Linked DNA regions of Mus musculus: region 2 is linked to region 1. Evidence: chromatin loops called from intact Hi-C (ENCODE). Cell type or tissue: gastrocnemius. All regions are shown on one strand. Links, peaks and the distances in the headings refer to the core of each region. The heading gives the core; the rest is flanking DNA. Region 1 has its middle 18 kb from the start of 6530402F18Rik. Region 2 has its middle 8.6 kb from the start of Med27.

Region 1 (16,033 bases), core at 3,438-11,437:
GCCAGGCGTGGCTCCAGGTGCTTTGTGTGCACCATCCTGGGGCGTCCTAATGAAAGGTGGCTCTGGTGTTGTCTTCTGTGTGATATGAAGGAGAAAACTGGTTTTAATTCCACCCCCAACGATTATCCATCTTGGGTCCAGAGCTTGCCTCGAATGCATGAAGTCCTGGGTTCGATCTCCAGTACTCCTTAAAGCTGGGTGTGGTGATGCACATGTGTAACCCCAGCACTCTGAAAAGCCAGGCTGGAAGATCAAGCATGCAAGGTCATCCTTGACTGTGTACTGAGTTTGTAGCCAGCCTGGGCGACCTGAGACCCTGCACATAAAAAATTGACCATCATTTGCGTGATGTGCACAAGCAAACACATGCATCTCTGTTCTATGCCCAGGCCCCTCGTGTCTGGCCAGTTTGTCTATACACCAGTGTACATGGTAACCGCAGCTTTGTGAGATAGTTAATGTAAGTGAAGGCCTGGCTTCCAGCCTGGGACAAGGAAGGAGAGCTGGAGATCACTTAGTTTGTCTCTCAAATGCGTCTGATTGCCTGTCAATCACTGAGATATTTAGGGACGTTTATTCTGGGAAAGTTCTTATAAATGGGATAGGTCACTTCTGTTACCATTGCTGCAGCTGGCCTTGAATGAGTTTTGGGGCATCCCTGACTTAGCTGGAAAGGGGGAACATACAGATGATCTTTGAGAGGAGCAAATGGTGGAGGTTAGACAGCACGGACGCCAGCACGCGTGTCAGTCAGCAGCCATTCCTGCTTCCACGTACCCACAGATATGTATTGAACTTGCAAGGTGCCAAACACAGGTCTGGGCACCAGAATGCCATATGAGACAGATATCCAGCACCATGGACTCTATGTTCTGTCAGACATGAAGTGTGGCAAAAGGCACGTAAGGGAGGGAAAGAGCAGAAAGCAGAGAGTGGAGGGAGTGGGAAAATCACCACCTATACAGCCGTGTGGGAGTCACTGTCACAGGCCAGGCCCTGACTGGCCACCCCAAGATACCCAGGAAGCAATGGAGATGAAAGGGGCCCTTCCTTCCTTCTTCCCACAGATGGGAGGCTGAGACCAGTGAAGGGAGATCCCAGCCTTCCTTCTAAGCTGTTGTTATTGCTACTGTTCATAGTAACAGTAGCCATAGGGATAGGTCCAGTGATTGCAGTCATAGTTACAGTAACAGCAGATGTGAGAGATAGCAGCAGAGTGTTTTCAGTAATTGTGGAGGTGTTAGCAGCTCCAGAGATAATGACTGTAGTAACAGGGATCATAGTGGCTTTAGTACGCGGTTGCAGTGACGGCTGTGACAGGAGCAGTTATCTCAAAAACACTTGTGGTAATGATAATGACTCTTGTATTACAGCGACCGGTGGCTGTAGTAACAGTTACCATAGCAATGCTACTCATCTAGTGGCTAGGGCAATGATGGTTGTAATGCAAGCCAGCACAGTAACAGTGGCTATGGTAGGAGCAACTGAAATAACAGTGACTGTACTAATGCCTGTAGCAACAGTGGTTATAGTAACAGTGACTGACTAGGGCATTGGAGGTTGCAGTTGTGGGCTGGAGACTATCTAGCCTACTTCTAGCTACAAAATGCAAGACTTCAGGGTTTGTCCAGAATCAACCTCTGGTCCAACTCTACTCTCAGCCTGGCTCGTCCTCAAGCTGGCCCAGAAAAGCAGAAGCCATGTCTTTACCTGAAACCTACTATAGTGGTGGTTAAGGCATAAGGCTTTAAAGATGGTAATGGTCTAGGTCTAGGGATTGAAAGCTAACTGGGCTGGACTGTCCTGTCGTGACTCAGAGGGGCCTCCTGCCAGGGTCCCAGACCAAATATACATCCATAAAACAGACCCAGGAAATGCTCAGCCTGAGATTTGAGAGAACACAAATGTTTTCTGGCCTCTTTTCCCAAGGAGTGCTCCCCAAAACCAACCACCAAGGCAGACTTGTGAAACTGGTTTTAGCTTGGGAAATTTTTCCACCCCAGTTCCCTTTAACCACTGTCTGGCCAAGACGTGACCTGGGTTACTATGCATCTCTCTTTGGAGGTTCTCAGCCTCTTGGCATACACACATGATATTCTCATGGTGATCTGAAATGACTGACATTCTGACTGTCCAGTCACGTGTAAGTTCTGGCCCACTGGAGGCCATACCCACAGCACCTGGTTGGGGCTCCAGCCCACCTTCAGAACTTCTAAGCAAAGTGGGGTGGGGAGGGAAGCAGGCAGCCAAGCCATATGGCTGAACAGCTGACTCTCCCTTTTTTTCTGTTTGCTCATGTGTCTGGAGCTCCCTAGGCCCTTCTAGAATCTTCTGTCCTGCACTTAGCAGATATCCTTTCCTTTGACAATGGATTCCACTCCCCCTTGGATCAGAATTCCGCTGACTAGTGTGCATCCTGCGTTATAAAGTATGTATAGGGCTCGGCGCTGGCAATGCCTTTTCTCCAGTCTCCTGTCTGTTCCTCCTGGAAGATGAGTAACCAGGGAGGGCAGTGGCCAGCCAGGACTGTGGATGCTGCCTCCTACAGCTCTTTCTTCCTCCTTTCAATACAGCTCTACAACTATTAGCTATGTTATGTCCTGCACTGAGATGCACCCTGGGGATTCCAAACATGAGCAAAGGTGAGACAAAGAAGGCCTGTGGCTCTGTTTGGAGCCAGATGGGGAGGCTCAGATAGACTGGAAGGATGTAGCTCAGTTTGGGAGCCAGGCCAAGAAAGTTGCAAATGAAGAGGAGAGGAGGAAAGGAAAAGAATCAGGGGTTGAATGAGGAGAGGGATCATGGCTAGGAAAACACTAGAGAAGGGTCTCCAGGTGTCACAAAAAGAATGGCAGCATGGCTGCCTTGCAGTCACAGGCCAAAAAGAAACAGGTTTCTCTCTTTTCCATTCCTTCATTTCCTTTCTTGTCTTATCTGATCTTTTCTTTCTTTCTTTTCCTTTCCTTTCCTTTCTCTTCTTGTCTTTTCTTTTCCTTTCTTTCTTTGTTTCTTTCCTTCTCTTCTTTTTTCTTTTTTTTTTTTTTACTTTCAAGACAGCATCTCACTATGTAGCCCTGCTGCCCTGGAACTATGTAGACCAGGTTGGCCTTGAACTCACAGAGATCTGCCTGCCTCTGTCTCCCAAACTCTGGGGTTAAAGACAAGTGCTCCCTCATGCATCCCGGAAGTAGGATTTTATGAGCAGTGGTCAAATGTCATACAAAGCTCACCTGCAAGGCACCTTGGGAAGCCTTGCCGCAGAGGTAGGACTCTGCTCTGCCATCAGTGTTCGGTATTGTCCAGACACTAAAAACCACCCAGCTGAGCCCTGCCAGCCCCACACAGTTACTCAGAACAGTCATCTTGGGGTACCCACTTAAACATAGGCTAAGGAGCAGAAGATGCCGTGAACCAAGGTGGCCTGGGTAGTTTAGAGTGGAGGTGTGGTGAGGGAGTTGTGTCGGTAGATGTTTCATTCCAAGTTGCTCATGGAGATGGGAGTATAGGAAGATTCTGCCCTGAGACTCAGCCATCCTCAACCAATGCCTGCTATCTGCTTGCTGCGTGGCAGTGCCTGCTTCCCAAAGCAGTCTGTGCTTGTCCTGGACTGGTGCATTGAACATGTTTGCTCCAGAGAAACCTGAGCCTTTAACTTGAGCTGCTCTTCTGAAAAGAAATGTGTTGCTCAGATGTAAAGCCGGAGAATTAAATATTATTTTTTATTAAAGAATATCCAGATATGGCCTGAAGCTGGAGCTCAGTTGGTAGAGTATTTGCCTAATAAACACGAAAGCCCTGGGTTCCATTGCCAGCATCGCATAAACTTGGCACAGTGATACATCCCTGCACTCCAGAGGCAGAGGCTGGAGGGTTAGAAGCTCAGGGCCGTCCTTGGCTACAGTGAGTTCGAGGCTGCATGAGACCCTATCCTAATGAAAAACCATATGTAGAGAGGTAATTATTTGGGTGATTAATCTGAGATAACCCCTTAACTGGAGTTTGGATGAATGCCCTGGTAGCTGATGAGGCATGTAAGTGGGCAGGGCTTGAGTTTTGATAGGCAGCCACACCTGAGTCTGAAGCAATGAGACCAACCACATTCTGCTCCTGCTGCCATGCCTTCTGGCCATGGTGGACCATACCCTCTAAACCCTTCCTCTTTTAAGTTGCTTTTTGTTGGGTGTTTGATCACAGCAACGAGAAAAGGAACACACACATATGCACGCACTTCTGTCTCTCCAGAGATCCTTAATAGAGCTATTAAAGATTAGCTCTTATTAAAAATTAAACTACGTGAACCTATAATTAAACAAATTATACTAAAATCAAAGGTGATTACTACTCAAGACACACGCCTCCCTAATTATTTTACTGCACTCTGGCTCTCCCTGAGCTTGTGAGGATATTTGCACCCCTGGAGTCAGCATGACAGGAATGAGGACAGCCCCACATCTTGTGACATCATGCTGGCGAGTAGAGTCAGCCTTGGCAGGGATATTTACACCAGGAAATGTCCTATGTACAAATCAGGGATTTCTTGTTTTTGTGTTATCTTCCCAGAGAGCAATTGTAAAACGTTCTCTCTCTTTCTCTCGCTCTCATTGTGTGTGTTAGAACCAGACTGGTTTCTAACTTGTAGTAATCCTCCTGCCTCATTGTTCCACCCAGTGCAAGATTACGGGGAATGCACCTCCACAGCCAGCTGTTGGCTGATCGCAGCAACAGCACACAGCGCAGCCTGGTATCCTGTGCAGTGACACCTGTTCTCAGCAAGCCTGTGGCATCCATGTATGTACCCCTTCTGATTTTGCCCACAGATGAACAGCTTGTTCCTCTGCACATGTATGAGCAGTGTACAGGCTGCAGGTTGAGGCCTCTGTCCACATGCCCTATCTCCACCTTAGGTCAAATGTTGTCACTGCTAGTCTTGATGGTCAGCTTGACAGATCCTAGAATTAGCTAGAAGATAAACATCTGTGCATGTCTACTAGTGAGCTCCCTATATAGCCACTGTAAAGGCAAGTGGCCTCATCCCATGGGCTGGAGGCCCAGGCTGCAAACACACAAAGCTTTCATTTCACTCTGCTTCCTGACAGTGGACAGACACAGTGTAACATAATGTAGCAAAATGTAACTAGTTGTCCACATGCGTGCTTCCAGGACTTCACCATCATAGTAGTCTGTACTTGAAACTCTGAGACAGAACAAGCCCCATCCCTCCCCCCTACCCCCACACACAACACCAGTTGTTCTTGGAAAGTATTTTGTCAAGCCAGTGATGTAACCAGGTTGACATCATTGGTCCCACTGATCTTTGTGCTCATATATCCTAAGAACTGGAGGCTTTGATAGCCAGCCACACTTTTGGCCATCCACATTATGGCCCTAGGACTTGGCCCTGACTGGGCTTCTGCATGTAGCTCTGTGGTGTTGTGAGGGGCACCTCCCCACTTCTACTAACTCAGGAGCCTATCCAGGCTGAGCTGTGCCCACATCATCGGAACAGTGAGAGTGATGAGATATGACAGAGTGACATGGCAAGCCCAGGGTCCTTGAGGGGGAATCCGAAAGTGGCGGCCCTCCCTGGCCCTCCTCTATGCCTAATCCTTGTGCTCCTGACCTCCAAGAATGGCCTCCAGACAGCATCTAGGGGCTTCTGGAGTTTCAGAGTCAGAGGGGTGGGATTTAACCTTAAATGGGACGAACTCAGGCAGCTCACAGAATTCCTAAATCTTCAGTTCCTTGCCTCAAAAGCCAATGGCAGATGTGGCAGCTCAGTGCTGTTTTGAGGGATCAATCTCATTGCCTTTACTACATCTCGTCACATTCCTTCAGACTACAGGTATGTGGGTGGGTAAGCCTGTGCTAGCAGCCTGTGCCTATCTGTTTCACTATGCAGCTCAGGCTCACTAGAGTTGGTTTGTTTGTTTTGAGTCAGGGATCTCTTATAGTCTGAGCTGGGTTCAAACCCACTCCATATGGCTGAGACTGACCTTGAACTCCTCATCCCACTGTCTCTATCTCCCAAGTGCTAAGATTATAAGAGTGCACCACCACGTCTGGTTTCTGCCGTGCTGGGGATTGAACCCATGCCTTCCTGCCTCCTAGACACACACTCTACCCACTGAGCTACATCTCCAGCTACTTGGGCTGGAACTGCCATCCTCCTGCCTCAGCTTCCTGAATGCTAGGATCCCAGGTGTGTCTCACCATGCCAGGCTGAATCAGGTTTTAACAAGTTAATTATAGATGTTTTGCCGTCTGGTATCTTCAAGATGACAAAGAAAAGAGATCGGCATCATGTTCCTAAGCCTCAAGAGAGAAAGCTGTCCGTAACAGAGGCTGAAGCAGAGCCCTGTAGTCACCTGACCTCAGACAAACCCTTTCCCCTCACCAGCCTTAGTAATGGATCTGTGAAGTGGAGAACAGGATCCTGACAAAGACTGCAGGACTGAAGATGGTCACATGGGCTCCCATGGCCTGTCAGGGGGTCCCTGGGTCCCCAGGTTGTCTGACCTGGCACCTCAGCCAACTCTGTAGCCTGGTACCTTCCCTCCCTGCTTCCCCACCCATCACTGTTCCCTTCCCTGCCAAAGAGGCTCTGGTTCTCAGAGCAGGGTCCAAGCAAGCAGCCTTGCTGCCACTTGGCCCTGTTGATGGGAGAGGGCTTTATCCAGAGGCTTTTAAACCTCCCCGAGTCGTCTGAGTATCGATCATCTTGGGGCCTTAATGGGCTGCTTCTAAGATTGTCAGCCTAGGTTCCTCCAGCTTCCATTGTTCTGGGCCATCTCTGCTTCGGCTGTGCCTCTCAACTCAGAGCAGGCCAAGAGTCACCACTTTCCTCTGAGGGAGAGGGAACTGGGAAACAAAGCCACTGCTCTTTGTGTGTGTGTGGGGTGGGGGGGGGCTCTCTGAGCCTCTGCCTCTCACAGCAAGTGTCAGAGAGCAAGCTGCAGAGAGGCTCCCAGTGAGCTGTTTAGTAACTACCCTGTCCGGAGTCTGGCTGAGTCTCAGCCCTTGTTATAAAGCATGACCACCACCTCTCTGGGTGACCTGCCTGTGTCCTTGTGTGGGTGACCTGCCTGTGTCCTTGTGTGGGTGACTTGCTGTAGCCCCAGAGGCTTCCTCCTTTTGTTACCAAAGAAACCCCACAAAGCCTCCCCTCAGGGCTGAGCCCCCCTCCTTCTTTCTGGGTTTCCTCATCCCTGGGCAGCAGTTTTCTGATCTGCTGTTGCTATGGACTCTAGCCTGCGTCAATGTGGTAGCACAGGGTTGGCTGTCTGCCCTGGGTCCTCTGGCTTCCTTTACAATCAAGTCAATAAAAATGTCATTTCACCCTCCCGTTTTTAGTATCTATGTTTCAGATCAGTGTGAGGCCTGAAGCCCTTCGATTATCCTCCGATGAGTTATACAGGCACAGGACTAAACAGTCTTGTCTGAGATAGGTCCAGGAGGGAGCTGGCAAATGAGTCAGTATTTTTCAAAAACCTACATGATCTGATGTCTACTTTGGTTGGAGTCCCTTAGTGCCATTCCATGGTGTTGGGTGCAGCATATCTACACCCTGTGTCCTGACAAGTGCCTTCACTCTCACAAACAGTCCATGGTAAACTGGTACGTGACATTTTCTGTGGCCCTTCTCCCAAAGAAGATGACTTCAAGAGGTACTCACAGGCCCCATGGGGAAGCCGGGAGGAGAACATGCTTGTGCTGGGTTGTGTGACATCTTTGGTGGCTGAGCCACATCCAGTTAGATGACAGCTGGCCTAAGTCCACACATTCTAACAGCCCTCTCCTCAGGCCATCAATAAAGCAGTCAAGCCAGTCACTTCCAATGTCATACTGGCCCCAGGACTGCCTTGGAAGGCAGCCTAGAAAGGAACACGATCAACCAAGGGATGGACTGAGCGTCTACAAGAAGAACATGGTGACAGGCCATAAACAATGCAAGCCCCTCAGTCCCCCAGCTGCCCGTGGCCAGTTTCTCCTGGCTCCCTGGCTCGCTCACTGTGGATGATTTTGTGATGGGCCCGGAGGGGAGCTGTCCGGGCTTCAGAGGCAGAAGGGACGTGTCATAGAGACACAGCTCATGGGCCAGAGCCAGAAGAGGGAAAGGAATTTTAATTTAGGTTTTACATTCTAATGTTGGGGGAAGGGCACATGATGCACATGCCACAGGACGTGTGGGGTCAGAGAATAACTTCCAGGACTCAGTTCTGTCCTTCCACCGTATAGGCACCTGAGAGTTCAGTGCTCCAGTTTGGCACCAAGTACCTTCACCAGCTAAGCTGTATCACCAGCCTGGAAAAAGAGATTTGTTTTGTTTTGTTTTGTTTTTAAACAAAACATTTTTCCTATTTTATAATTTATGGAACCTTAGAACATCAAGGTGGCAAGTAAGGGCTCTGTGGCATTGGGACTGAACTACAGGCCCTGGGTCTGTGCACCGTACGATGACTTAACACTTCAAAGTTCCCCTTCTGTGTGAGGTGGCCATAAAGTTAATGGGAGGGCACAGGGACAAACCCGCTGGGACCTCCATTCCACAGAATTTGCCTCATAGCCACTGTGCAGAACACTCAGACTCCAAGGAGATCTGAGAACATGGCTGGTGTCAGTGTCAAAGTCATGACCGGGAAGACTGGGGCAGGTGACAAAAGCTGGGAATGTGCAAGGGACACCCAAAGGACACAACCTGCGGGTCATGTGACCAGGGGATTCTTGCCTGTCCTCTTTTGCTTTCTCTCCCCACCCTTTTGCTCGTTTCAGGTTTTAGGTGAAATTCACATATAACTAACCATCGGAAAGTGGCCACAGCATTGGCACATCCTGATGTACCAACTGGGAATTTAGTTCCAAATCTTCATCACCACCCCAAGGTAGGACTCCCATGACCCTTGGTGTTCAGCCCCTCCCCATTTGCTCACTCGCTGTCTTTTCACTTCTGTCTGTAGAGTTGCCTGTCCTGGGTGTTGCACATGAGGAGGACAACACAGTGTCCTTTGGTCAGTGTCCTTTGGTCTGGCTTCTCACACTTAGCACCAAGACCTCGTGTCCCTCTGTGTAGTTACCACATCAGTGTTCTTGCATGAGGTGCTTTTATGTCTCTGTAGCTAAAATGCCTGAGAACACCTTAAAGGGAAGAGTTCTTTTTTTTTTTCTTTTATTGGATATTTTCTTTACTTACATTTCAAATGTTACCTTCTTTCCAGGTCTCCCCTCTGGAAACCCCCTATCCCATCTCCCCTCTCTCTGTCTCTCTGAGGGTGCGCCCCCACCCACCTTCCCACCCTGGCATTCCCCTACACTGGAGCATTGAACCCCCACAGGATCAAGGGCCGCTCCTCCCACTGATGGCCATCCTCTGTGACATATGTGGCCAGCATCATGGTCTCTCCTTGTGTATTCTTTGGTTGGTTGTCCAGTCCTTGGGAGCTCTGGAGGGTCTGGCCTGTTGACACTGTTACTCCCCCCACAGGGCTGCAAACCCTCTCAGCTCCTTCAGTCTTTTCTCCAACTCCTCCATCTGGGACCCTGAGCTCAGTCCAATGGTTGACTTTGAGCATTCGCCTCTGTATTTGTCAGGCTCTGGCAGAGCCTCTCAGGAGACAGACATATCAGGCTCCTGTCAGCAAGCACTTGCTGGCATCCTCAATAGCATTCGGATTTGACGACTGTATATGGGATGGATCCCCAGGTAGGGCAGTCTCTGGATGGCCTTTCCTTCAGTCTCTGCTCCATACATTGTCTCCATATTTCCTCCTATGAGTATTTTCCCCCTTCTAAAAAGCACTGAAGCATCCATGTTTGGGTCTTCCTTCTTCTTGAGCTTCATATGGTCTGAATTGTATCTTGGATATTCTAAGCTTTGGGGCTAATATCCACTTATCAGTGAGTGCATATCATGTGTGTTCTTTTGTGATTGGGTTATCTTACTCAGGATGATATTTTCAAGTTCCATCCATTTGTCTGTGAATTTCATGAAGTCTTTGTTTTTTATAGCAAGTAGTACTCCATTGTATAAATGTACCACATTTTCTATATCCATTCCTCTGTTGAAGGACATCTGGGTTCTTTCCAGATTCTGGCTACTATAAATATGGATGTGATGAACATAGTTGAGCATGTGTCCTTGTTATATGTTAGAGTATCTTCTGGGTATATGCTCACCCAGGAGTGGTATAGCTGGGTCCTCGGGACCTCGCTCAAGGTTTCTGGCTGGGCCATAGTTACTTGGACCCATGTGTGACGAAGAATAAACTGGTGATATTCTCCTCTTTTCTCCCTATTTCATCCAGACGCATGACCCATGAGCTGGTGCCACATACATATTCACGATAAATCTTATCCTCTGATTACCCTCTCTGAGATCCCTCACTGACACACCCAGAGAGGGCCTCATCACTCTGCTAGAAGAGTCTAAATCCAATCAAGTTGGCAATTAAGTCCAGTCACCACAGACTCCATTCCTTTCTGTAGCTGAAGTCCATTGTATGGCCACCCCACACCTCCTTTATCCGTTTCCTGCTAACAGACACTTGGGTATTGTCTCACGTTTTGGACTGCTGTAGGATCAATGTGCACCATGACTGTCTTTGATGGGCACTATAACCAGGTGTGTTGCTTTCAAAGCTGCCCTCTTTCTCTCTTCATGTCTCTGGGCACATACTAATCTATCCTTAATTTGATCCCCCTTATTAACTTAGATGGACACTTACTCACACCTCAGGGTCCAGTGCCATGCCTGCTCTTCCGGGAAACCTTGCTTAGGCTGTTTTCGCTGCTCTAAGGGGCTATGGCAGGATCTGTTAGCAGTCGTCCTTGATGAGATGGACTGGGCTGCTCTGAACATCTATGCCTCCAGGCCTGATCAGTACTGATGGCATAGTAGTCGGGGATGGGGGGGTGGGGAGGAAGGGGGAGGGACGGAGACGGAGACAGGGAGTCTGATAGATGTCAACTTTGGATATCTTCTTTAGGCACATCCTACCTTGTTTTTTGAGACAGGCTCACAGAGCCTGGAGCTTGTGGATTAAGTTACACACCCTGGTCAGTGAGCCCCAGGGTTCCTCCTGCTTCCTCTCTGCCCCCATGCAGAGTTTACAAGTATAATTACAAGTGTGGAAAAGATTTATTTAGCTTATGTGTATGGGTAGTTAGTTTGTATGTTTGTGCATCATATACATGAAGTCCAGAATTCCTCAGGGAACTAGAGTTTCTGATGGTTGTCAGCATGGGGACTGGGATTAGACTCTGAAAATCAGCCAGTACTCTTTTACAGCCCAGTAACCCAGAGGTTGGGTTGTGCTTGTTGTTATTTGTGTTTGTTTGTTTGTTTGTTTGGGGGATTCTGAGGATCAAACTTGGGTCCTCATACTCACAGGATAAGCACATGACCAACTGAGCCATCTCCCTGGCCCACAGTAGGCACTTTTAAATGTTCCTTGAGTGACTGTGTGAATGTAGTCTCAGCCATTTCTGATTGTAGTGCCAGTCTTGGGTTTGCAGACTTGGGAGCAGTGGCAGGCCAGAGTGGCCTTCCTCGGGCAGATGGGAACAGCCACCTCTACTTACTATTCCCAGAAGCAAAGTACCCCTGGGAGACTTGTTGATACGAAATGCCACGTGAAAATGGAACCAGAGCTGCCATTAAAAATGATGAATGAGAGTGTCACCCTTCGTCCAGTCGAGAGTCACACTGTCAATGTTAATGACCCTTAAGAACACTCCATGCGCACACACTGGCTGTTTAGTTCTGTACTTTGCTACACCATAGTTTCATCCTGTTCTTTTAAACTCTCTCCTAAAGCCTGGCTCCTCCCCAAAACTGTACCTTCAGGGGCAGCAGGCCCCAGTTCCTGCAGCTAGCTTGTTCATGAACCGTGATCATTGTTTCCTGGCACACAAGTGTCAGGCAGCTCAGAAAGCATCGTTCCCTCCCATGCCAGCCTTGAAGCAGGCAGATTTTGACCGGTTGTTTTGTAGCCCAGCACCTCAGCAGTTTCTGGGAAGATCAGGACAATGTGGAACCCTGGGGGAGAGGGCTCAGCTTTCCTAGTATGATGGCAGCTGAGAGAGAATACAGATGCCACAAAGGAGCTGCTTCCATGAGGGGGCTGAAAGGACACCATTCAGAGGGGAGGCAGAGCGCAGAGCCTGCAGGGCCAGGCGCCTGGTGGCAGCACCAGCTGAGAACACTGCTGCAATCTGGGAAATCGCCAATTACACTGCCAGGCCTGAGCTGGGGCTGCTAGGAGCTGTGACATTTACTCTCAGGTTCCTTCCTCAGCACCGCCAGGGAGAAGGGGTGGGCCCCAGAATGACTCTGTTTTACTGTTTGGGGGACCAAACATTACCCCCCTTTGCACACTCCCTGTTTCTTGTCCTGGTGACATCTGAATCTTGGGAAGTGACACCTGCTCCCAGATCCTTGGAAGGACAATGGCCATCCTGGCCCACCTGAAACACCCATGAAGAGAGAAGCCAGCTTTCTCACTGATGCTGAGCATGAGTCCTCTCATACAGTAGATGCACCATAAGGGCTAGTTCACGATTAACTGGCCTAGTTGCCCCTAAACATAAGTGGCCCTCCAACCATCTCTGCAAATGCCCAGGACAGCTAATTTGTTTGGGGGTGGGAGTGGGGGTGAGGGGAGTTGTTTGTTTAGTTTATATTCACAAAAGATATATGGATATTCCAGGCAGTGGTGGGGCATGCCTTTAATCCTAGCACTTGGAAGGCAGAGGCAGGCAGATTTCTGAGTTCAAGACCAGCCTGGTCTATAGAGTGAGTTCCAGCCAGGACTACACAGAGAAACCCTGTCTTGAAAAAACAAAAAAGTAAGAGAGGGGGAGAGAGAGAGAGAAAGAGGGAGAAGGAGAGAGAGAGAAAGGAAGAAAGAGAGAAAGAAAGAAAGAGAGAGAGAGAGACAGGAAAAAGAAAGAGAGAGAGAGAGAGAGAGAGAGAGAGAGAGAGAGAGAGAGAGAGAAAAAAGAAAGGAAGAGATTAAGAAAAAAAGAAGAAAAAAATGTATGGATATTAGCATTTGCCAAAAAGATTTTTTGTTGGGTCCAAGACATGTGAATTGGTACTTTTTAAAAATAAAACTTTAAATTCAACAGGCATTTTCTGGGACACTGTAAAAACAATGTATTCAGGTTAGAGCCAAATAAAAGGCAGCTCTCCTCGACCCCTCATGCTCAGCTGTACTCGAGGCGTGTGCGAGAGCACGCTCCTAGAATGAGTCTCTCACCCTATGGAATGAGTTCGCCTCTCATCTGTGATCTTGGAGAGGAAACAGAGACAAGCCAAGGAACTTCCTGGTGTCACAGGCTCACTGTGGGACACGAATTGTTTGAAGCCTTTTGATTTGAAGGTCAGAAGTGTGTTCAAGTGGATCAAGCGAACAGGGTTTCCTTCAGATATGGTGTTTCGTCCAGCTGGTGTCACATGCTCCGCTCCTGCCCCTCAGGTGGAAGTAGGGCAGAGCTCAGGGCTCCTACTTTGCAAGGGTATCCCAGTCCTGCTAGCTGCTAGCTGATCAGACCTGCTTCCCTCCACTACCTACTTCTGCCTTCAGTGTCCGTTAATTAAACAGCAATCCCCCAAGGACAGCAATTGAATTATCCAATCATGTTCTCCTAACCTGATTACTGTTCTTAACACAGGTGTCTTGGTGGCTCAGACCAGCAGGTGTTAATGGGGCTCAGTGTCTGCTCCTTGCCCAAGCCCACATACCCAGTGCCCTGTGCCAGATCTCTTGCTATCTCTAAATAACAAACAGCCTAGAGCTCAGAAGTTGATGTTGCGGGGACTCCATCCCTCCCAGAATCCCCATCCCACTGCCAGGGCCTGGACCTCTAGGTGGCCCCCACAGAACTTGGCCGCACTTTGTGTCTGTCTGCTTCATGTGCTCATCATGCAGGCCTGTAGTAAGTATCTCAGTGTGCCAGCACCCTGCCAGGAGCTGGACTCAGAAGATGAGTACTCAAGGTCCCCTGGTAACTGGTCAGGGGCAGTCTTTATCCTACCCAACACAGGGCCAAGCTCTGGACCCCTTGCAGAGCAGTGTTGAAACATCTGGGTGAAAATAAAAATAGCTATTAAGATAAAATTCTCATTCCATGTGCACAGTAATGACTCCTTATTGTATGGATTTCTGTGTACCAGTGCCCATTTCTTGGAAATGAAATCTAATTGTTTTTTCTTCTTAATTTGAAAAATATTCAAACCTACTTGGGAAGAGTAAAGTTAACTCCTCTATACCCATCCCCTAGATTCACCAACTGCCACCAATTTGCCCATTGCTCATGTTCTGCAGGTAAGCTCTCTGTTGTCATGGCTTGTGTTTTGCCTTGACCTTGGAGAGGAAGCCACTTGCCTCACAGCCCTTCAGCATGAACTACTTGCCTGAGAACAGGATGCTGTCTTTGAACAGTGATAATGAGTTGCTATGAGAATTTTCCTGGATAGATGTGAGCAAGCATCTCTTCACCACAGATAGAGCACTGAAGAGAACAAAGTTTCAGCCCAAGTCTAGATTAGCAAACCAGTGAGTTTTCCTTCAGGAGCTGTTAAAGACAGCTGCATCCATAAAAAGCCCACCACAGCCTGAGAGGACTCATAAAGCCACATCCCTGGTGCTCCCTCCAAGTTCTGCTTGGAGTTCTCCCACCAGTTGTTACTGCTTTTATGACTGCGGGTGGTCCGTGTGAATCCTATAATTTTCAGGAATTTCCTGAGCCCTTTAAGTTTCCTCTAGTTCTGGGGTCTTATAAGCTTCTGTCCTCCCTCCAGAAGGGAATGTTTCAATAGCTACATTACAGGTCTCTGTGCTGTTGTGTGTCTGCTACAGTGACAAAACACCTTCCCTAACACAGCCATCAGTCACATGTCCAATACACGCGCCTATGAGGGACATTTCTCAGGTGGAACACTATTTCAAAGCACCATAGTCACATTCAGAAAATTTATGGTGTATTTCACATTGGCTAATTTTCTCAATATCGATTTTTTTCAAAACAATTTACATTATTTGTTTTGTGTGGTGGGGTCAGAGGACAACTTGTGGGAATTAGTTCTCCCCTCATGTGAAGCTGGGTGGAAATCAAACTCCATCAGCAAGCGCCTTAGTCCACTGAACCATCTTCCTGGCCCTCAACACTAATCTTTTCAACAATTTTGTTTTTCTCTTGACCTCTGAGGACCCAATCTAAGGCCTGCATTTTGTCCAGTTGAGCCTCTTTAAGCCTCTTTGGTGCAGACTAGCTCTTCACACCGAGAGACATGGCCCGGGAAATGTGTACTGAGGAGATCTCGTAGGAGCATCCGAGGGCATCCTCACACACAGATGGCTGCTGCCACTCCGTGACTCCAGGTGGGCTCTTGATGCTTAGGCCTGAAGCTGTTGGTGTAAGCCTCAAGATGTTTTGTAGTGACTATATTTCATGAATAGAAGTACTCTCTAAGATAACAAGAATCATACAATGTTATAAGTTGTAGAGGGCAGGTCAAGAAGGGAAGCCAAGATTAATTAATAAATAAAAAGATGAAAAGAAAGCTAGGTGTGGCCATGCACACCTTTAATCCCAGCATTCAGGAGGTAAAGGATGTGGATTCGGTGCCTGCCTGGTCTATACAGTGAGTTCAAAGCCAGCCTGAGCTACCTAGTAATACCCTGTAGGCTCCAAAAAGAGAAAAGAAAAAAGATGAAGAAGAAGAAGAAGAAGAAGGAGAAGGAGAAGGAGAAGGAGAAGGAGAAGGAGAAGGAGAAGGAGAAGGAGAAGGAGAAGGAGAAGGAGAAGAAGAAGAAGAAGAAGAAGAAGAAGAAGAAGAAGAAGAAGAAGAAGAAGAAGAAGAAGAAGAAGAAGAAGAAGTTATTAGCAGACATTATATAATTTTTAAAAGGATAGTATAATAAATCAAGTATGGTGTATATACCTGTAATCCCAGAACTTGGGAGTCTGAGGCAAGAGAATTACCATGAGCTCAAGGCTAACCTGGGCTACATCATGAGTTGTATGCTCGCCTAGG
Region 2 (16,033 bases), core at 14-8,013, 70 kb before region 1:
ATAATAGAAATTATGGTATGTGTCCAAAAGAATTGAAAGCAGTGTCTAAATGAGATGTTTGTACTTCCATATCCACCGCAACCTCATTCACTATAGTCAAGTGTGAAAGGAGCCAGATATCTACCAACGTATAAGCAAATAAGCAAAATGTGATTATATATGATACAAATTGATATATACTGTGACATCAAAATGGACAATATACCTTTCAAGTTAATGGAAGATCAAAACAGGGAAAATAGACCTTGCAGCTTAGGGGATCTGTTTGCAGTTAAGACAGTTAAGAATAAGTTCCTCTGTCCTGTGCAGGCTAAAGTTTCTGTTTGTAATTAAAGAATAAGTTCTATTTGCCTCATGTTAAGTCCTTGCAAGTTAGGGTTTTTATTTGTAATTAAGAATAAGTTCCTGGGACTAGAGAGATGGCTCAACGATTAAGAGCACTGACTGCTCTTTCAGAGGTCCTAAGTTCAATTCCCAGCAACCACATGGTGGCTCACAACCATCTGCAGTGGGATCAGATGCCCTCTTCTGGTGCATCTGAAGTCAGCTACAGTGTACTCACATACATAAAATAAAAATAAATCTTAAAAGAAAAAAAAAAGAATAAGTTCTTGTTCTTTTTGTTTGGTTTGTTTTTGTTTGGTTTTTCGAGACAGGGTTCCTCTGTGTAGCCCTGACTGCCCTGGAACTCACTCTGTAGACCAGGCTGGCCTTGAACTCAGAAATCCACCTGCCTCTGCCTCCCAAGTGCTGGGATTAAAGGCGTGTGCCACCACTGCCCTGCCAAGTTCTTGTTCTTTAGGTAAGCTGCAAAACACGTTTTCAACCTCTACACTAAACTCGTGACCACATTCACTAGATGAGCATCCCTCCCCTTGTTCCTCCCTTTCATTGCATCTTTCTAACAGTCGTCTGTGTGAGCACTCTCCTATAAAAAGGACCTCAAGGGGCTGTGTATTAGTCAGGGTTCTCTAGAGTCACAGAACTTATGGACAGTCTCTAGATAGTGAAGGAATTTATTGATGACTTACAGTCGGCAGCCCAATTCCCAACAATTGTTCAGTCGCAGCTGTGAATGGAAGTCCAAGGATCTAGCAGTTACTCAGTCTCACACAGCAAGCAGGCGAAGGAGCAAGAGCTAGAGCTAGACTCCCTTCTTCCAATGTCCTTATATTGTCTCCAGCAGAAGGTGTAGCCCAGATTAAAGGTGTGTTCCTTAAACTCCAAGATTCAATCTTCTGGAATCCATAGCCACTATGGCTCAAGATCTCCATACCAAGATCCAGATAAGGATCTCCAAGCCTCCAGATAAGGGTCACTGGTGAGCCTTTCCAATTCTGGATTGTAGTTCATTCCAAATATAGTCAAGTTGACAACCAGGAATAGCCACTACAGGCTGCTCTCCCAAATCCTGACTTGGGGTGAGTCAGCTGGCTAGCCACTCTAGATTCACCCCCAAATAGATTACTTTAGTTGGACAACAGTGGATTTGGTCTTTTCTCCTCTAGATTCTCAGGTTTAACATTACCTTTTTTCCTAAGAGGGAAATTCTGACACATGCCAATCAGATAACATCCTAATAACATCTGCAGATTCATGAATCATTTTATTGTTTAGGCGTGATGATAAAGACCTGTAACCCCAGAACTTGAGAGTAAATCAGAAGTCTAGGACTTAAAAGTCAGCATAGGTGCAGCATGGGTGCTATACCAAAAGAAAAAAAAAAGACATGTTTGGGGGCTGGGCAGAGGCTTAGTGACTAAGTGCACTGGCAGCTCTTATAGAGGGTGTGGGTTTGGTTCCCAGAATCCACATGGCAGCTCACAATCAGCTGTAATTGCAGTCCAAAGGGATCTCTTGCCCTACTCTGGCCTTCAAGATCACAGCACACACGTGGTGTACAAGTGTGCTTGTAAGCAAAATACCCGTACAAATAAAATAAAATGAAGAGGGACGGCACACATTTGCCAGTGACAATTTCACAGATGAAACTGGAACAAAAAACTATAGGAAGCAAAACTGTCACACACAAAAAGACAAATATCCTAAGATTCTGTTTTTATGAAGTATAGAAGCAGTCAAAATCGAATGGTGAGAATGTGAAATTGTAGCTTCCAGGGGCTGGTTTCCAGTAAAGTTCACACATCTAAAGAAAAGACTTCTAGCATAGACACTGTAGAAAGAAGAGAGTTTGGGGTGTAAACAAAATATTTCCCAAATCTGGTGCTGCAGTTTAAGGCATCTTACTTATTTTTCGGCCGTGTCTACTATGGACACACAGTTTGGAACAGAGAAGATAGAGGAGCAAGAAGGAGTTCATGATGCTGACCTTCATTGTGTCGTCATATCAATCAGGAAGATGAGCCCTTCTGGGGTTTCTAGGAGCAACAAAAAGAACCAGCTGTACCTAAGGATGTAGCTCAGTGGTAGACTGTTTGTCTGATATATGTGAGGCTCTGGATTCAGTCTCCAGTCCCAGGACCTGAATTGGTTATGGGGAAGCTTCAGGGAAAGAAGAGTTTAGCCTGTCATCTCAGGAACATTAAAGAAAGTGGACTTGGAAAAGTCTCTGTGGATGGCAGATGGAAACGCTTACAGAGCAATGTAAATGAATGGTTACACAGCACTGTAACAGACAGAATGCCACAGAACCAGGTGTGTACGATACAAAGGAACAAACCAGAGACTAGAAAGCTGGCTCAGCAGGTAGGGGCACTTGTTGCTCTTGCAAAGGGCCTGAATTAGGTTCCTGGAACCCACTCAGTGGCTCACAACCAGTTATCTGTAACTCCAGTTCCAGGAGGTCTGATCTGTTTGGGCATCCAACACACCATGATGCATACACAAAGATGCAAGCAGAAAAAAAAAATACACACACACACACATAAAGATTTTTTAAATAATTAAATAAAATTTAAAACTTAAAAAAAAATCTCAGAACATCTTTTTTAAAGCTTAGTAATATAAAAGATTGCTTAGCAGGTAAAGACAGCCTGGATTCAGTCTCCAAGCCAAACATAGTAGAAAAGCAGTACCAATTTCCACAAGTTGTCCCCTGACATAAACACAAACATCCATACCATGCAATAATAATAGTGTGGTGGTGGTGATGATGATGATGCATTTAAAATGATTTATTTATTTATTTATTTATTTATTTATTTATTTATTTATTATTTAATGTATACTAGTACACTGTAGCTGTCTTCAGACACACCAGAAGAGGGCGTCAGGTCCCATTACAGATGGTTGTGAGCCACCATGTGGTCTCTGGGAATTGAACTCAGGACCTCTGGAAGAGTGAGCTTAACTGCTGAGCCATCTCTCCAGCCCCCAGTAATACATTTTTTAAATGGGGAGAAAATAGACTAGACTTTACAGACACTAGCTTACCTGAGGGGTCAGGATCAGTGTTACTGGGGACAGAACACACTGTGTTCTTCCAGACACTATGTACTGAAAGGAGACACTGAGACTTCTGTTCGGTTCCTGCTCCCACTACCCCTCCCAAGAATGCAAACCTTGAATTTAATAAGAACCTAAACTGAAAACTAACCTCAAACTGAAATGCATGCAACAGAATAATTGACCTGTTGGAGTTTTGAACAGAATAATAATATTGTGTTAACAAGAGCTCATGAAGGCAGAGAAGCTGCTCCAGGCCAGGGGTTGCTTTCAGGATCTGACAACAGAGCGCAATGCTGTCCCTAGGCTCGTCGGACTGACACAGCTGCGGAAGTCTGAGAAAGGTCTGTAAATTAGTTGTGAGCATTTTGCCCATGACAATTCCATGGCATTATTCATCATGCTGTGATTACAGAAGAAGATCCCCTTGTTTGGGGGAATACATCTATACTATGTGAAAAAGACCGTCACTGTGTCGATATAAGAAAGGAAATACCACGGGGATGCTTATTTGGAGAGAGGAAGACAAGCAAATGTACCAAGGTGTTGGGCAGCAGTCCTGCCACATGACAATTCATATATATATATATATATATATATATATATATATATATATGTATATATATATATATATATATATATGTATATATATATGTATATATATATATATACACACATATATATATGTATGTATGTATGTATGTGTGTATATATATATATATGAATTGTAAGTTAGAAATGATGTCACTACCCATTATTTTAGGTGGCTTCATGATTTTAGGGCAGGGAAAGTAAAATCACAGTCCAGAAGGCAAGCAAACTCTTCCTTTCTGCCAGGCTATGCTGACAGAATGGTGTGTGTGCCTAATAATTCCCACCTTCTCCTCAGCCTGACTGTAGCATCTCAACTTTAATCCATTGGTTCTGAAAGTTTAAGGGTAGATTCTGGGGACTGGAGAGACAGCTGCAATGTTAAGAGCACTGGCTGCTCTTACAGAGGACCCAGGTTTGGCTCCCAGAAGCCATGTGACTGATCACAGCCACCTGTAACTCCAATTTCACAGGATCCAACGACCTCTTCTATCCTCCATGTGCAGCAGGCACACATGTGATGTGCACACATAAAACACTTATACACATAAAATAAAAATAGGCTAACTTTTTAAAAGATAAATTCTACACAAAAATCTGTTTCCCAGTGTTGTTTTGCCTGAGACAACACTCAAGTGCTCCTTGAACACATTCACGGTGCTGCGAAGGAAAAGCATTCCGTTGACTTGGGCTTCAACTGTAGTTTTCATTTCTAGGCATCAACCTCACCTTCACAGTGCTGCTAATTACAGCTTTGCTTAAGGCAGGAGTTGGGGCTGTAAGGACATCCACTGGAGAGATGGCTCAGTGGCTAAGAGTACTGGCTGTGCAGCCATTCCAACCTGAGTTTAAATCCCTGGGGCCAGAGGAAAAAAGGACACACACGAGCCTCTAACACCAGGGCTGTGGGGTTAGAGATAGGAGAATAACTGAGACCAGCTGGCTGCTAGCCGATCAACAGATTCATAGATGAATACCCAACACATGTATGTTTACAAACACCACACACATGCATATGTCACATACATATAAATAAAAAAATAATAATTTCAGGCTGTAGATTTTTCTCCTTCCTAACCTCTGATTAGGTTTTTTGTTTTTGTTTTGTTTTGTTTTTTTGTTTTTTGAAACGAGGTTTCTTTGTGTAGCCATGGCTGTCCTGGAACTCACTCTGTAGACCAGGCTGGCCTCGAACTCAGAAATCCTCCTGCCTCTGCCTCCCGAGTGCTGGGATTAAAGGCGTGTGCCACTGATAAGTTTTTACTTAGTTTGCTTTTGTTTTTGTCTATTTGAGAACATGACTCACTATGACCCTTGCTGGCCTTGAACTCACAGAACTCTGCCTGCCTCTTCCTCCCAAGTGCTGGAATTGGGTTGTTATCTTAAAACTAATTTCCATAAAACAACCCTGAGCTTTAATGGCTATATAGGCAGGTAAATTTTTTTAGATCTTGGAAACCGAGGCAAGAAGATCACCTTAATTTTGAGGCCAGCCTGGACTAGAACGTGAACCTCATCTCAAAAATGAAAAGTTTTGAAATAACACTTGGTATATAGTAAACACATGAAAAACATATCTGTTGTGTGCCGTCCAACAGCTCTCGAGGAACGGGGTATGGCTGAAGTGGCAGACTCAACCTGAAAGAAAGGGAACTAGACGAACAAGAGAAAGAATGGAGCTAAGACAACAAGGCTCTGATCAAAGCTCAATTTTACTATTCAGTGCACCAGGTTATGAAGAAAGGGGAAGGGGCCCATTCCCGCCAAATCATCCTTGGAGTCCAGTTTCAGGTGACCATGTGTTTGGCTCCGGAACAGCTAGGAGGCAGGTAGCAGCAGTGGGAGTGGCAGACCGATAGGGTGGTAGGCTCCACCCCGATGCTCTCCTAGCAGTCAAACCTGACCAGCCAGAATTCAGGTTGGGGGGGTGGGGTTACACATATCCATTAGGAGAAGGTGTCTGTGACTCACCACAGGGGGATTCTTGATAAAGAACCATGCAAGGCTTAGCAGTGGGTGTTTTTTGTTCTCAAGATTTCTAATGGCATGGTCCTGCTGCTACTACATTGTCAATTAACTGTGTCCCAGGGTTCTCTATTTGGGTTAGACTTTTCCTCAACTTTGGAATATAGGGTTTTTATGGTGTTTGTTCCTATTTTACAAAAGGAAAACTGAAAAGGAAAGTATCTGAGTCCCTTGGCTTGGCTTGGCAAGACCGGAGACCCTAAATTCTGGCTTTGTGTACTTGTTTTTTAGTGGTCCCTAGAGGGTTAGAAGATGTGGCTAGGCACGGTGGCTCTCACCCCTAATCCTAACACATGGAAGGCACTGGCAAAGAAACTGTTGTGAAGTCAAGGCTGGGATGGATACAAAGAGTTCCAGGGCAAGAATGACCCTGATCAAAATGAGAAGAGAAGTGAGGCAGAGACAGGTGGATCCCTGTGAGTTCAAGGCCAGCCTGGTCTACATAGCAAGTTCCAGGACAGTCAGAACTACTTAGAGAGACCCTGCTTTGAAACAAACAAACAACAAACAACAAAAGCAGGAAGAGAAGGTAAAGGGGAGAGGAGGAGAAGGAACCCTGAGTGTGTCCTTTGTCCCTAGGAGGGAAGATGCACTGGATTTGTCTGCTCTCATCCATATCTACCCATGTGAGATTCTGTGACATCTGTGGTGGTTCATGGTCCCCAGAAATCCTAAACGTGGACCTCTGGTTAAAGCTCTCCAGCATCCCCACTGTGTCGCCAACGCCTTGGACACAGAGGCTGGGCTCTGTACACTGAAGCAATCAGTCAATGCAGGGTAGTACGCCTGCCGTTTTGTCTCTTTTTCCAAATGACTCTATCTCTCTGTATCAGAGTCATCTCTTCATCTTTTTCAGCCCCTGCACCCCCCCCAACTCCGCCAGCATCTTCCTTTGTCTCCTTCTGTGATTCGGTAGTTTTCACCCTGATTGGAGCAATAAAGTACAAATAGAATTTGCTCCTGCAGTCATTAGTTTTCTGAATTTCTCCGTGGCTCCCCTCTTCTGGGAAACTGAGAAATTGATCAGTGAAAATACACATTTCCCCTGAACCTAGTAAGGAGTCTTTTATCACGTCAACAGAAAACTTTTCATTTCAGAAAGAAATGGACAGGGGTTCTCTGAGGTGTTGTAAATTCTCAAGGATGTTGGCATGTACATGCCCGCATCTGTGTGTGTTGGCGGGATATAAATTATTTTAAAAGAGTTCATCTTGCACCACAATATCAGATTTTAATTATTATGATCTTCTGTTTGGGTAAAAGGCAGCCCCCCCACTGCTAACATCTTCCAAAATGAGCAAGCCATTAGTTGGATGCTACAAGCTCGGGAGTATGAGAGCAGACAATCAGAATTATGGTTGTCAGTATTTAATTAAAATACGCTTGTGACTCCCATTGTATTCTGAGAGCAAGCAGCTGAAGCATTCAATGAAGACATCCTCATCAATTAATAATTATTAAGGACACCCTAGATGCAAAGCTATGCACAGTACTTTTGGGCAGAATGTCACTGGAAAGACCTGCCCTGGATCAACCACAATGACACTGAGCCACCTGTAATCATAAAATACAATGCTTAAGACACTGTGGGGTGGGGCTGAGGACTGAGCGGAGGCAGCTCATAGTCCTAGGGCATAGTCCACATTCATGTTAGTCATTCAGTATATATGGACACAAAATGTAGTCAGCACTTTGCAGCAGCCTGGATGTGGGGGGCAATGGTCTGGGATAGCCCAATAGACAGCATGAAAATATGTAAGGTAGATTATATATTCCTTTATGTTTACCTGGCTAAGTCTCAGATGTCAATCATGTTTAAAGTGCTTAGTAGCAGGTCTATTACTATCCATCTAAAATGAGGGTGGTACAGGCTCCTCCTGTGCTCTTTTGCTTTCTGCCCACCAGGACTCTAATGTGATACTGAAGACCACAGGATGGTGACAGCAGAGATCAAACTTACCCCAGAGTCAGAGAGGTCCCTGGAAATGAGCCTAGGCAGAGCCCCTAACCCTTCCAAGCTTGCACTCTTTCATTAAAAAAAAAAACAAACATTTGTTTTTATTATTTTTATACATGTGTATGTGTGTCGGGGTGGTGTGTGCCACATGTATACGGGTACTGATGGAGGTCAGATGAGGGTGTCAGATCCGCATGGAGCTGGAGTATCAAAGTGGTTGTGAGATACTGGGAACCAAAGTTGGGTCCTCCAGAAGAGCAATGGGCACTCTGAATCTCTGAGCCTTCTCTTCAGTCAACAACATGTGGTCCTGCATCTAGAAGACAAGGAGTAGGGGCTAGGAGGATGGCTCAGTCAGTAAAGTACAGGTGTACCTGAGCTGGGACTCCCAGCACTGATAGAGGAGGTGACAAACAGATCGATCCTCTGGAGGTCACTGGCCAGGCAGCACAGCTGATTGATCAGTGAGCACCAGGTTCAGTGAGAGGCCATGTCTCAAAATCTAAGATGGGGCACAATAAAGAAGACACCCTGTGTCAATGTCTGGCTTCTACATGTGTGGACACTCATGTATGAACATGCAGAGAGACACAAGACACACATGCACACACAAAAAGCAGACTAAGAAGTTGGATTCTTCCTAGAGCTCACAGCATAAAGTTTGGTAGCAGGGAGGATCTATTAATTCAAGGAGACGCGGGGCTGAGGAAGCAGCCTGGTGGTTAAACGCATGCACTACTTTTGTAGGAGACGTGATTTTGGTTCCCAGCCCCGACATCTGTACTTTACAAGAATCTGTGATTCTAGCTCTAGGAATCAAATGTCCTCTTCTGGCTCCCTTAGACACCTGAATGCACACACACACACACACACACACACACACACCACACACACTTAAAATAGAATAAAATTCTGTAATGCCAAGTATGGCCACACACATCTTTAACCACAGCACTCAGAAGGCAGAGGCAAGTGGATTCCTGTGAGTGCAAGGTCAGCCCAGTCTACATAGAGTTCCAGGCCAGCTAGAGCTACATAACGGGACTCTGTTTCAGGTAAATAAATGCATCTTTTTATCTTTAAGAAGAGGAAAAATAAACACTGATCTTCTGCTGCCAAATTTGTTCAGTAACAACCACCTAAGAAAGAGACTCAAAACAGAGGATCAAGGACACCATGAGAATACAGCCCACAGTAAGGCTCATGAGGGCTCACAGAAACTGAACTAAAGATCAGAGAGCCTGTTGCATCTCCGAATACGTTATGCTTATGTAGCTTGGTGTACTTGTGTGACTCCCAACAGCCGGGGGGGGGGGGGGGGGCTGACTCTTTTGCCTGCACTTGGGACCACTGTCCTCCTGCCTTGCCCAGCCTTGATATAAGAGTTTGTGCTTCCTGGGCATATATCCAGAAGATGTTCCAACTGGTAAGAAGGACACATGCTCCACTATGTTCATAGCAGCCTTATTTATAATAGCCAGAAGCTGGAAAGAACCCAGATGCCCCTCAACAGAGGAATGGATACAGAAAATGTGGTACATTTACACAATGGAGTACTACTCAGCTATTAAAAAGAATGAATTTATGAAATTCCTAGGCAAATGGATGGACCTGGAGGGCATCATCCTGAGTGAGGTAACCCAATCACAAAAGAACTCACATGATATATACTCACTGATAAGTGGATATTAGCCCAGAAACTTAGAATACCCAAGATATAAGTTACAATTTGCAAAACACATGAAACTCAAGAAGAACGAAGACCAAAGAGTGGACACTTTGCCCCTTCTTAGAATTGGGAATACAACACCCATGGAAGGAGTTACAGAGACAAAGTTTGGAGCCGAAACAAAAGGATGGACCATACTGCCATACCCAAGGATCCATCCCATAATCAGCCTCCAAATGCTGACACCATTGCATACACTAGGAAGATTTTGCTGGAAGGACCCAGATATAGCTGTTTCTTGTGATGCTATGCTGGGGCCTAGCAAACACAGAAGTAGATGCTCACAGGCAGCTATTGGATGGATCACAGGGCCCCCAATGGAGGAGCTAGAGAAAGTAAAGGAGCTAAAGGGGTTTGCAACCCTATAGGTGGAACAACAATATGAACTAACCAGTACCCCCAGAGCTCGTGTCTCTAGCTGCATATGTAGCAGAAGATGGCCTAGTTGGCCATCATTGGGAAGAGAGGCCCCTTGGTCTTGCAAACTTTATATGCCTCAGTACAGGGGAACGCCAGGGCCAAGAAGTGGAAGTGGGTGGGTAGGGGAGTGGGGGGAGGGTATGGGGGACTTTTGGGATAGCATTGGAAATGTAAATGAAGAAAATATTAATTAAAAAAAAAGAGTTTGTGCTTAGTTTCATTGTAACTTGTTGTGCTGTGTTCTACTGATATCCCTTGGACACCTGCTCCTTTTTTTTTTTTTAAGAGGAGCAGATCTCTGAAGGAGAGAGGAATGGGGGTGGGGAGCTGAGAACAATAGAAGGAGGGAAAATTGTGACTGGAATGTAACTTACTAGAGAAAAATTTTAAGAAAGAAAAAAGGCTCAGTGAGGGTTCAAATAAAACATGTTTCCCTGTGGTTTAGAAGACACACACAACATACACACACACACACACACACACACATACATATACATACATACATACATATACACACATACATACATATATATATATACATACATACAAACATACATGCATGCCTGCATACATACATATATATGTGTGTGTATGGGAATTTATTAGAATGGCTTACAGTTTGTGGTCTAGCTAGTCCAACAATGGCTGCCTACCAGTAGAAGATCCAAGAATTCAGTAGTTGTTCAATCCATGAGGCTAGATGTCTAAGTTGGTCTGCAGTGTATGCCAGTGAAGGAACGGACTTAACAGTGAGAGTGAGGGGAAGCAGACAAAGAGAACAAGCCTCCTTCTTCCATGTCCTTAATATAGGCTGTCAGCAGGAGCTATGGCCCAGATTAAAGGTCTCTTTTCCTACCTCAAAGATCTGGATTGGAAGTAGATTAATGGTCAATTAAGGAAAAAGTTCCCTGCTGGGCAGGGTTGGCGTACACCTTTAATCCCAGCACTCAGGAGGCAGAGGTAGGCAGATCTCTGTGAGTTCAAGGCCAGGCTGGTTGTGGTCGTTTGAACAGGTTTGGCCCCCGTAGACTCAATGTATCTCAATACATGGCCATAGGAAGGGGCACTATCAGGAGGTGTGGCCTTGTTGGAGGAAATGCATCACTCTGTGGCCTGGATTCAAAGTCTCTTTTGCTCAGGCTCCACCCAGTGTGAGATTCAGTCACCGTCTACTGCCTGCAGATCAAGATGTAGAACTCTCAGCTCCTCCAGCACCATGTCTACCTGCACACTGGCATGCTTCCCACCATGATGATAATGGACTGAACCTCTGAAACTGTAAGCCAGCCCCAATGAAGTATTTTCTGTGGGAAGCCGTTACAGAGTGGCAGTTAGAGTGGCAGTTACAGAATGGCAGTTACAGAGTGGCAGTTATAGAGTGGCAGTTGCAGAGTGGCAGTTGGCTACAGCTGGCCACCACACATACATAGCCAGTAAAGGTTCTTTTGCCAAGGTGAGGTTTTGAGAATTGACAAAAGTTAACCAATCAGATGAGAGACAAGTTAACCAATCAGATGAGAGACAAGTTAACCAATCAGATGAGAGACAAGTTAACCAATCAGATGAGAGAGAACGCCTGTCCTAGGCCTATAAAAGCAGCACCAGTTCTGGGCTCGAGGTCTTTTCGCCTCTACAATCAAGCTCTCCCAATAAACGTGTGCAGAAGGATCCTGTTGCAGCATCGTTCTTCCTGGCCAGTCGAGCGCGCGCAAGAAGTGGTGCCGAAAACCCGGGAAAAGAAACATCTTCAGGCACGAGCGAAGACCCCCTGCTACAGGAAGGATTCAGAACTGCATCACGGGGAAGGAGCGGTTAATAAAGGTTCCCGTAAAACAGACTGCTGAGAAGGATCCAGTGTGGATTCAGAACTCTTCAGCTGGGGAGCGGTGTTAATAAAGGTTCCCGTAAAACAGGCTGCTGAGAAGGATCCAGTGTGGATTCAGAACTCTTCAGCTGGGGAACGGTGGTAATAAAGGTTCCTGTAAAACAGGCTGCTGAGAAGGATTCAACAGCGTGAATTCAGAACTCTTCAGCTGAGGAACGGTGGTACTGGTAAGTCTCCCAAATTGATCCCCGGGTTAAAGGGGGATAAAAAGGAAAAGAAAAGGGAGGAAAAATAAAAGGAATCAGTGATAAAGAAAAGGAAATAGTGAAGAAAAGGAAAGGGGAAAGAGAAAAAAAAAGGGAAAGGAAGGAAAGAAAGGATTGAGACAATAAGGTTCCCGGCTTTGGGACAAGTTAAGGTTCCCGGTTTTGGGACAAGTTAAGGTTCATGAGTTATGCTTTTTTCTCCTATTGACCCTTTGTGGGTAGGTCTGATAGTTTTGGTCTTGTTTGTTCTGATATATGGACTCTGTTACTGTTTGAAACTGTGTGTAGAGGCAGTCAAGACAGGTCAGAAAATCCTTACAGAGCAACAAGAAAGTATGTCGGAAGAGGAGAAGGGCTTAAAAAGAAAAAGGAAAAAGAAAGGAGACACAGTGTTATCAGGTGGACAGAAAAGACAAAATAAAAGAGCCGAGGCAGAGGAGGAGGAAGGCATGCCTTTCACCTGGGCAGTATTTAGATTGGAAAGCCTTCCTTATTGAATTTGCAAATGAACAGGCAGTGGCTAACTCTGCTGCAGGAAATCCAGCATGGGATAGGGATATGCTGCTTGGTCAAGGTCGCTTTGCACAGCAACAGACAAGATATCCAGTGCAGGTGTTTGAGCAGGTGAATCAGATTGCCATAAGGGCGTGGAAATCATTGCCCACAGGTGTTGACGGTGTTGACGTGGGCGAGAGGGTCTGTTTGTTTCCCCAGGATCATTGACAACAGCTGTGGGTCCCAGAATGACTGACAAGGACCGTGAAAGATCAAGATGAATCCCAAGATGATCCTGTTCCTGATGATTGAGACTGGGATAAGTATACCTTTGTGGGCCATAGTAAGATCATGGCCAGTACCTTTACCGGTACATTCCAATTCTTCTACCTAGCCTTTGTTTTTTGCAAAGGAATGTTTTTTGGATGTGCCTTATGCACGACAAACTCCTCAAGAACCATGGGTGTATAAGAATACTAGTTTTCATTTAAATTATACATTATGCTTTGTGCATAATGTGGATAAACCTTTTACACCCTGTAATTTTTTTTAAAGAAAAAGATTATCTCTAATTGGGCAGATCAAATTAATACTGCTGACACTATAAGTCAGATAGCAAAAACAAGACAAAACAAAACAAAAACAAAAAACAAAAAAAAGTCTGAGGCATTGCTTACCCTGCAAAGGGCAGATTCTCATATCGCCTCAGGGTTAATGTTAGTGAATCAGAGAATGGATATTTTACAACATAACATGGAACAGATGATGGATGTCATACAAATGAGTTGTGTGGCATCCACTCCGCATGTGTGCACTACTCCCATTAGGTATATTAATGATTCTTTTATTAAAAGTACAGACCTATCGAATTACCTGAAGGGGAACTGGTCGCAGGAGCTGGAGAGGTTGCAGACGAGGCTGCAGATGCAGATCCTGAACCTTAATGGGACCAGAGTGGAACCAGTGACCCTCGGAGACTTTACCTCTTGGCTTACCTCTGCTTTTTCTTACTTTAAGGAATGGGTGGGAGTGATTTTGTTTGGTGCTGCCATATGCTGTGGACTGGTGTTCATGCTCTGGTTGGTATGCAAATTCAGAACCCAACAAAAACATGACAAGGTGATTATAACTCAGGCACTTTTAGCTATTGAAAACGGCACCTCCCCTGAAATTTGGTTATCTATGCTCAAGAATTAGTTGGCATCTGAGTTCTCTGCTCTTGAACCCAATGGCACTGGGATGAGAGAGACTCAACGATCATTGATCAGCCCTTGCTCATCAATAGGGTGATCATGATTTCCCCACTAATTCATTTTTTGGCTGGCCTCTTTTGCAGAGTTCACCCTAGGTCATTTAGCAGTTACTGTCACACAGCACTGCGGTATCCAGAGACGGGCAACTTTCCTCATGCACAGACCAACCTAAGACACGGGGCCCAGTGGCGATAGGGTTACCCTATGACAGGAAAGGCTGTGACATTAGAGGAATGACCTAAAACAGGAGCCACGGCGGATGGACGTAATTGCACAGGCCTAGACCAGCCTCATTTTATTAAAACAAAAAGGAGGAGATGTGGGAAGCCGTTACAGAGTGGCAGTTAGAGTGGCAGTTACAGAATGGCAGTTACAGAGTGGCAGTTATAGAGTGGCAGTTGCAGAGTGGCAGTTGGCTACAGCTGGCCACCACACATACATAGCCAGTAAAGGTTCTTTTGCCAAGGTGAGGTTTTGAGAATTGACAAAAGTTAACCAATCAGATGAGAGACAAGTTAACCAATCAGATGAGAGACAAGTTAACCAATCAGATGAGAGAGAACGCCTGTCCTAGGCCTATAAAAGCAGCACCAGTTCTGGGCTCGAGGTCTTTTCGCCTCTACAATCAAGCTCTCCCAATAAACGTGTGCAGAAGGATCCTGTTGCAGCATCGTTCTTCCTGGCCAGTCGAGCGCGCGCAAGAATTTTCCTCTATAATAGTTGCCTTGGACATGTTGCCCATTCACAGCCACGAAACCCTAAGGCATCAATCTAGAAAACAAGTTTCAGGGCAGCCAAGGCTATACAGAGAAACCCTGCCTCAAACAACAACAACAAAGCAAAACCAAACAAACAAACAAAATCCCTCACAGGGTTAAAATTTTGTTAATTCCAGCTGTAGTCAAGTTGACAACCAAGCATAACCATCACAAGGTGCACGTGCAAGGTAAGAGATGTGCAGAGGGAATTCTGGGGTGGTTATAGAGGATGGACAGAACACCCCAGCCAGGGGAGGCTAAGCTCCATCCTATAAGAGGAACAGGGACTTCCAGGTGAGGCAATGGGAAGGAGGACTTGCAGACCAGAGTCAGATCTGGGCCATGAGAAGCAGCATGGTGTGCAGAGCCTGTAGCAAAATGTTGTAAAGACCTTGGCCCATGTTTGTGTTAGTCTGTTTTTATGGCTATGACAAAATACCTGAGGAAAACAACTTAAATAGAAGAAAGGTTTGTTTGGTTCACAGTCTTAGAAGTTTCAACCCTTGCTGACCTGGCTCTGTTGCTTTATGACATGTGGCAAGTAGTATAATGTCTTAGTTACTTTTCAATTGTTAAGACACTATGACCAAGGCAACATAGGAAGCATTTAATTTAGGAACTCACTATAACCACCATTGCAGGGGACATGGCAGCAGACCTGCAGGCATCATACTAGAGCATAGCTGAGAGTTTACATCTGACCCACAGGCAAGAGACAAAGAGCAACAGAGCTTACTGGAAATGGTGTGACACACCCTCCAGTGACACACCTCTTCCAATAAGGCCACACTCTTAATTCTTCACAAACAGTTCCAGCCCTTGGAGACCAAGCATTCAAATATATGAGCCTATGGGACCATTCTCATTCAAACCACAATAAGGGGAGAGACCATGGAAGAACAAAGGAGGCAAAAAGAGAAAGCGAGAGTCTGGGCCTGTTACCTCCTTCAGGAGGACATCTTCAGTGACCTAACTTCCTCCCACCAGGCCCCACCTATTAAAGGGTTTACTACCTCCCACTAACACCATAGGCAGGGAGCCTAGCCCTTACCACATGGAGACTAAAGCACAACTTTACAAATCCAGGTAATAACTGCTTACGGGGTCGGCACCATACAGGGGTGGGGCAATTCAGTAGATGGTTTTAAGTGGAGACATCCTGTGATTAGACTTGCCCTTCTGAAAGTCTCCTTGCTATGGAGCAATTGAGCAAAGGGATTCAAGTTTAGAAGCAGAGAGACCAGCAAATCTAAGAGGCCCACACTCACAATGCAGAGTGGCCTACAGAAGACCGTGGGTGAGCTGGGTG

The links. Hi-C counts contacts between places; a loop is a spot of excess contacts. Peaks named below come from ENCODE experiments on the same cell type or tissue, not always from the same donor. Only the 100,000 strongest peaks of a DNase experiment are listed, where the experiment ranks them.
Region 2: a loop joins it to region 1, with 3 times the contacts of the local background. A loop is called at or near these places in 2 of 42 quality-filtered maps.

The regions. Positions count from the first base shown.
Region 1 is chr2:29,263,192-29,279,224 of GRCm38, reverse strand. No RefSeq gene overlaps it. Among named protein-coding and RNA genes, the nearest start is that of 6530402F18Rik, 18 kb to the right of the region's middle. In gastrocnemius, for the core only: no CTCF peak of the experiment used is centred there; DNase peaks (open chromatin) are centred at 7,256 and 7,847.
Region 2 is chr2:29,330,213-29,346,245 of GRCm38, reverse strand. No RefSeq gene overlaps it. Among named protein-coding and RNA genes, the nearest start is that of Med27, 8.6 kb to the left of the region's middle. In gastrocnemius, for the core only: no CTCF peak of the experiment used is centred there; no DNase peak of the experiment used is centred there.